Linked DNA regions of Mus musculus: all the other regions are linked to region 3. The links are chromatin loops, found by intact Hi-C in ENCODE. Cell type or tissue: heart. All regions are shown on one strand.

Region 1 (2,500 bases), 510 kb after region 3:
ATCTCCAACATCAGTGCAGATACCAGGGGACGAATACAGGGGCTGGAAACACAGAGTCGCTGACTGTCTTTGACAACTGCCAGGTAGAATGCGACGAGCCCCTTCTAGACAACATCCAAAGGTGACTGATAAAATATTTAAGATGCTTCTTTTCAACAGGAACTCAGAAAACATGAAAGTTCATAAAAATTTCAGGACAGAAATTCACTGGTGTTCACTGGTGCCCCTTAGGAACTTAGGCTATGCTGGCAACCTACATTCTGAGTTCTAATATTAGGGGTAGGCACCTACAGAGAGAGAGGAGATAGGGAGACGGAGGGAGGGAGGAAAGGAAGGAGAGAGAGAGGGGGAGATGGAGAGTTGGGGAGGAGGAGATAGAGAGGGAGAGGGGCCAAGTCTAGTAGCCAAGAAAGATCAAAGTTCTGGCCAGAAACCACAAATCTACAAACATCACACAGTGAGTTAGGGAAGACACAGCCCACTGGACAGACAAAGGTACATAGATAGCTTGGCTTTCACTCTGGCCATGGCCTAAGGGTCTCAAACCCCTGTACACAAAGAAAAGCCCACTCCTGGGATCTAGGACTAGGATTTCCATTAATAAAGAGGCCCCCAAAATCCCAAACCAAAAATCTATATTTAGTGTGACTACAAAATAGAATGTCCTCCAGACTAAATTCAGGCCTCAGAAGAATTCCACACAGAATGTACCTTCGTAATAACAACACCCGCACTAAAAGCCTGAATGAAGATACCTCAGGAGCTTCTGCAGAGACAGCTGAAAACAGGCCTTCCCCAAAAAGGACATGCCCCGCCCCCTCCATCTCCTCAGTGAGGGTGTGGATGGAGGGATACACAACCAGAAGCCATTATCAAGGACTCCAATCTACAGGCTAGAGTGACCACCCGGAAGGCAGGTGTAATGTTAGCTTTGTAGCGCAGGACCCAGCAAAGGTCAGCATATAAACCCTTGTCTCAAGGCCGGCATGCAGATAGAGGTCTCTGAAGGCTCAGACCAACAGCGCCCCCTGGCAACAGGCTGGAGCAGCTACAATTCCCCCAAGCAGGAAAGCACCCTCTTCAACCCACAGAAGGATATCAATGCATGCCGACTCAGAATCGGTCATCTAACAGCTCCGACATCTCGTAACCACAGAGATGTCCTTAGCCGAGTATGTGCTCAGAGAGCTACTCACAAGAGCATCTCTTCTGGTACCACAGACACCGGGCACACATGTGGTACACACCCATACACGTAGGCAAAAGGCACATAAACATTTAAAATATATATATTAAAAAGATAAAAAAAATTAAAAATTAGAAAAGCAACTCCCAACTACCTCACTCTGGAAGCAAATGCGCAGAATCTCAGGTAGACATGAACCTGAACATTTAAAAGCTATAAAGCCTGGTGAAAACCGCCAGGCAAATGTGGGGGGGAAATCGGTTTTCAGTTATGAAAAAGTACCATGGCTGGAGTTAAATTTTCAGCTGGGTGTTATAAACTCCAAATAAGATGTGGGTGAGACAAACAAGTTTGAGTTTAAATAAAGTATAAAGTGTTAACTGTGAGGTCACAGGCTTGAGGAAAAAGAAAATGAAATCTAACATACATATGTACACTGACATCGCACCAACAGAAATACTAGTAAGGCATAATATATACTTAGCTGGCGTTTCAATATTAAGACACAACTGCACGCAGCGAACCTCTTCATAGCCACAGCGGGAGCCAGAGGATAAAGAATAACATCCACTGCTCCCCACCCACCCAGATGACTGGTCTGGCTAGCCAGCTTGCTCAAGCGCTCCCCATCTCTGCCTTCTGATGCTGGAATTACAGCCCCCCCACCCCCATAGGTTCTAAACATCCAAAGTCCTGGCATCCAAACTCCTGTGCGGCAAAGATGTTAACGGCCGAGCCATCTCTACAGCCCATCCTCATTATCTGGTACACCTGAGCAAACAGAACCTCATTCCCTTCCCAAACAGAACTTAGCTTTAACAAAAAAAATAAAAGTAATTAACCAATTAATTAATTAATTGACCTTCTGAAACACCTAATGGAATCAAAATAACAACGGTCACGGTTGTCATGCATGCCAACAGTAACCGGGACGGGAGGTTTGGCAACTCTCACACACTGTTGGAAGAAAAGACTTGATCTGCAGAAAATGACTGGTGTGAGCCAGGACACAGCACATGGGATGCTTGGCTCCTAAGTGCATCCCTGAAGCACCTCTTGAATGGGCTCAAGAGGAAGAAGCTGCCCAAGCTGCCACAGTAATGCTGCTTTTAATAGCAAAGTTCTTAAAATATCAGTCCATGACCAGCTCACTAAAACGCCATGTCTGACAATGCACCAATGCAGATTAGAGCTCTGGTGAATTAATTATTGCCATATTCAACAAGGATGGGAGACAGCAGACCCAGAAGAGCCTGGGGGAGGTATTTCCCCTGTATTTCTTGTGTTTTATTAATACATACTACACATAGGAGA
Region 2 (2,500 bases), 340 kb after region 3:
CTGCCAAAATAAGTCATTTCCTTGTATTAAAGTTATTTTCTTGGGCTTTTTGTTACAAGAGATGGAAAGCTGGCAGCATGCGTGTGAAACTCTAGAGAAAGCCTATGAGGCAACAACAGCATTCACATTCCCAAGAACTAAGTCTAATACTCGGCGTGGAGTTCAAGAGTATCTCCCAGTGTTGTAATTTAAAATGTGTAAAGCTGATGTTTCTGTGGCTTGTGCAGCCCATTTAGACTCACTAATAAATGACCAGCCCCTGCTTAGTCATTCCATAATCTTATTAAAGACATCACCATACACTGTCAATTTTGTAATTAAGGATTACATGCTAAAGGAAAGACAGGACACTGCAAATGTTTCCACTAATTAAATCTCAATGGTTTGGGAGAGAAAGTGATGTCGTTTTGTGATTTCCCATCTCTATAAACAGTAGTTTGTGAAAGCAAGAAAACAGCACAATGTAGAATCATGGTTTCTATCAAGCAAACCAGGGGAAAGGTTAAGAAAGGGATTAGTCCAGCAACAAGGGTATATATGCCAGGTGAGAAGCAAAGGACAGTGACAACAGGGGAGGCCAGCTCCTGGTGCCAAGGCCTCTCAGTGAGAACACTGGGTGCTGTCTAAGCGATCGGGTGGCAAACGTCATGCAGAGACTCCAGCAGCCATGCACTGAAGACTGGGGTCCTTTAAGCACAGCTCTGGTGTTCATCTGCTCAAACACACTTAGTACTGCCTGATGATCACCATTTATCAAAGCATTTATCATTTTAAGTTATTTGGATATAATGCAATGCCTGCGGGATAATGGCCGAGCGGCCGCTCTGAGGTCCTTTGGGGAAACGGAAAGAAGAGGAACAAGAGAATCCTCGGGTCTCCTGCAGCAAAGCTGCCGCTGCCTCCTGCTGTACACGCAGCATTACGAAACCCTGTAGGATGGAGCACAGATGATTTCTCCCGTGTATTTCCCAACCACTCTGATCGTGTGCAGGCTAAAGTATTTCAAATCCTCGGCTCTTACATGCTGTATTAGTTACTTTAATCATTGCTGGGATCAAGCACCTAACAACGAGCAACTGGAGGAAGAAACGAAGTTTATTTTGGCTAACAGTACAAAGGGATACAGAGCCACAAGGCAGCAGCCAAGGCAGCGCAGAGGCAGCCGGTCACACCATGTTAGCTGCCAGGAAGTGGACAGCAGACCGGAAGTGAGGCCAGACTACCCAACCGCAGGGCCCACCCCAGTCAATCACTTCCTCTGTGAGGCTCCACTGGCTAAGTCAGGGCCAGCACATGCGGACCAGATGTTCAAACCCAGGAGGTGAGGAGGACGCCCGGCCCTCAAACCACAGCAGCGGTAAACAAGACCACAATTCAAAAGTGAAAACTTTATCTCAGATTGTCCGAAATCCCACCAACAAGGGGTGGACAAGTTACAAGGGCAGGGAAGAGCTCTGAGCGTAGGGAGGCTACCTGTGACTGGAGTTCTGTTTTTCAGTCTGTCCACCTCCATGGTGAAGTCGTCCTTTAAGAAAAGGAAGCCGATGATGGAGAACAGGTAGACCAAGATAAGAGCCAAGACCGCGGTCAGGATGATGGAGCGGCCGTTCCGTGTGACGCTTTTGATGACATTCAGCAGGGTCTCTTCTCTATATACCAAATCAAAAAGCTACAGAAATAATAATAATTAAAAAAATAACCTTCAAACAAATAACATTTTACAATAAACCCAAACAGTTGAGTTAGAACGGTGGTTCTCAACCTTCCTAATGCTGTGACCCTTTAATACAGCTCCTCATGGGTGGTGACCCCAACCATAAAATTATTCAGTTGCTGCTTTATAACTGTAATTTTGCTACTGTTATGAATCGTAATGTAAATATCTGATATGCGGGGGGGGGGGGTCGCAGCCCACCAACCATTGAGCTGGAAAACAAGGCACAGTTTCAGTGTAGACAGCTCTGGTAGCATGTAATGTGCATACATTGGCTTCATAATAGGTGTTACACGCTTTGTTGTGACCCTGCAGAACTGCACACTCGCTCACATTTGAACTTAGAGAATTTATAATCTTAGGCCCATGTAGTTTATGGACAGTTGGCAAATTCATTAAATTTATCATCCATTCAAGGAACTGAAAATGAAACGAAGAGAAATTTTATGAGCCTGTGCCATAGAAAATATCTGAATCTAAAATATTTGGGAAATGCGGACCCTCTTCCTTACTAAAAAGATAAACAAATGAGGATACAAACCCGTGTCCATTTATACCTTTGAAAGCAGAGCCACAAACAAAAAAGTAACAGTTTTGCCAATTCCCTTCCTCTAACCCGTTATTATCTGTCTTTAATGGGAGGCCATCTCTACTCACTAATCAAAACTCAAGCACATGGCTTCTGTCTGCAGCCAGTGTTGAGAACCATTTTATCATATATTGCTACATTAAAAAACTGAAATTACGAATTAGCAAGTGAATGAGATCTAGTTAAAAGAAAAAAAG
Region 3 (2,500 bases):
CTGCCACCATCACAGGACTCTTCATCATCCCATCTGTACTTTGTAAAGGAAGTCTCTTGGGACACAGGGCCATGAGCAAGAGCAGAGGTGACCTTCGTGACCAGCACACATCTGCTATTCCTTACTTCTTGTCTACATGCCGAATTCTCGATGTCCCAGTACCACAGAACAGCAGGCTTCAGGGGTGAGGTCACTGTGGGAAAGCCATCGGCTCCCATAGAACCTGGACTCACAGTGACACAACACCCTGGCCCGGGAAACAGGAGGCTGAGAGGTCCTGACATGCCCTCCATTACTCCCATCTCTTTGCCAGCCATGTATGCTGAAGCTATCGAGCGAGGCCAAAGGTGACGGGGGTGGAGCCCCCTCTGGCCCACTTCTCTCTGCTTGTCATGAGAGTTCATTTGCTGTTCTTTTCACATTGATTGGCACTATATAAGATGGGTAAATTGATTTAATATTTAATTTTTTTTCCTAGATTCGCATTTGAAACTGCCAATATTAAAACGTGGCGAGCAGAGAGAAGTCAGGGCAATTCATACTGTCACTGTCACAATTTCCTTTTCTGTCAGCACTGAGTCCTGTAAACTACATGGCTGACTAGAACTGGAAAAAAAGCTAGGAGGGAGAGAGGGAGAGAGAGAGGGAGAGGGAGAGGGAGAGGGAGAGGGGAGAGGAGGGAGAGAGGGAGAGGGAGAGGGAGGAGAACAGAAAGAAACAGAGAGGAGAGACAGGCAGGCAGGCAGGCAGGCAGAGCGACAGACAGATTTAACAGCCATTCCTCTCAGAAATTGTTGGAAAAGTGTTCTAAGTACTCATTCTGAAAGACTAAGACATTGTAAATGTCTCCATTATTTTTATTACTTCATTTATTTTCCATTCATAAGGTTCCCTGGGTGATTCAAGAACTCAGTGCCTGCAGTAGCTAATAACTATACACTAGGGGGCAGCAGCCACCGCCAGTCTACTGGCCGGTGCTGCGAAGCTAGGTGAACCGATCGGAGCAAAGGCGGGCCTCCATACCCAGGAAGGGAACTGCTTGCAAGAATCATTGATTCTGAAAGAGGATGTTCTTCTTATGCCAAGGACCTAAATGGGTCCTTTACCAGTGAAGAAACAGCAGTGAGCGTGTTTTATAGGCTAATATGTCACTGAGTGTCTCTGAGGCAACGGGACGTCACATTTTGTAGAATCTTCAAATGTAAAATTAGTGTTTCTGTAAGGTCTTGTAGTAATTGGTGGTTTCTTTCTTTTCTTTTTTTTTTTTTTAACCTACTATGAATTTGACCCATGCTGCAGAGGTCACTATAATCAAGTGTGAACACTTTGTAGTAGAGGCTTTGAGGGACACTGCCAGGGTTAGGGTGACAGACACCGACTGGCTGGGAACACTGGAGCGTCAGAGTGTCACATGAGAATGTTTACAAAGGCAGGGCTGTCTGTTACTTCCCTGGTTGCTATGACAAAATGTCTGGCAAGAGCAACTTATGGAAGGCAAGGCGGGTCGAGAGTCTGTCACGGTGGGGTGGGGTGGGCACGGAGCGTATGAGCTACTGTTCGCACTGTATCTGCAGTCAGGAATCTGAGCCAGATGAACGCTGATGCTCAGCACACTTCCTTCTTTTTATCTGGTCTAGGACCCAGAGCACAGCATGGTGCTAACCATGGTTGAGGTGAGTCTACCCCTTAACGCTACCCAGAAACTCCCTTACAGACACACCCAGAAGTCTATCTCCCAGATCCTGTAAAGATGGCAATATTAACCACCACAGGGGGTTACTTACAAAGCTAGGGCAGAGGGCAGCATCACCCAGGGCTCGAGTGTTCCCAAAGACAGCTTGGAATACTGTACTCATGTGATCCAACAAAATACCCAAGTAAGAATTTTATTAAAAGTAGATTTAAAGTTCCATAAGACAGCACAATAAGAAACCACTTCTGACTCCAGACTCCGAGACAACACTTAAGAGAGAGCATCTTTCTACCCGAGTTAGTGGCTCTCAAATAGAGCAGTTCCATAAACCAGGGGACATGCAGAAATTCCCAGAGCTGTCTTTGGTGGTCCCAGAAACTGGAGGCATTATTTCCCTTTAATATGGTGGTGAGATAACTCAGTGGCAAGAAGACAGCATTGCCATTTTTAAAGTGGGCCAAGGACTCTGACAATTTGCAAATCATGTGAGCAGTCTCCAGGTTCATGGGAAAAACAAAAAAAAACAAAAAAAACCAAACAAACAAAAACAACCCCAACAAATTAGACAAACAAGACAGAAGTGACAATAGTGAGTGTGGAGAAAGGGGCTCCTGGCACACACTGGTGAGCATGAAAGCCACACAGACATCCTGGATAACAGCATGGGAATCCCACATGGAGCCAGCATGCCTCTCTGGGGTCTACACCAAAGGTGAACGTCACTGTGTCGAAGGGATAACCACACCCATGCCTACTGCAACACACTTCACAACAGCCATGTGGGATCTCACACACACACACACTTGC

What was found. A loop is a pair of places that touch in the nucleus more often than their neighbours do. Peaks named below come from ENCODE experiments on the same cell type or tissue, not always from the same donor. Only the 100,000 strongest peaks of a DNase experiment are listed, where the experiment ranks them.
Region 1: a loop joins it to region 3, with 6 times the contacts of the local background. A loop is called at or near these places in 14 of 42 quality-filtered maps.
Region 2: a loop joins it to region 3, with 2.8 times the contacts of the local background. A loop is called at or near these places in 11 of 42 quality-filtered maps.

What each region holds. Positions count from the first base shown.
Region 1 is chr6:146,339,003-146,341,502 of GRCm38, forward strand. The region is part of intron 26 of Itpr2 (inositol 1,4,5-triphosphate receptor 2); the gene reads right to left. Among named protein-coding and RNA genes, the nearest start is that of Gm35596, 120 kb to the left of the region's middle. In heart, a CTCF peak has its summit at 1,029; a DNase peak (open chromatin) is centred at 1,049; H3K27ac peaks cover 579 bases.
Region 2 is chr6:146,169,751-146,172,250 of GRCm38, forward strand. Itpr2 (inositol 1,4,5-triphosphate receptor 2) reads right to left here. Exons shown (of 57, transcript NM_019923.4): 51 at 1,474-1,669. All of the region lies in intron 1 of Gm35768 (a long non-coding RNA gene), which reads left to right. Among named protein-coding and RNA genes, the nearest start is that of Gm35707, 26 kb to the right of the region's middle. In heart, no CTCF peak of the experiment used is centred here; a DNase peak (open chromatin) is centred at 1,201.
Region 3 is chr6:145,829,344-145,831,843 of GRCm38, forward strand. No RefSeq gene overlaps it. Among named protein-coding and RNA genes, the nearest start is that of Gm38927, 12 kb to the right of the region's middle. In heart, no CTCF peak of the experiment used is centred here; a DNase peak (open chromatin) is centred at 988.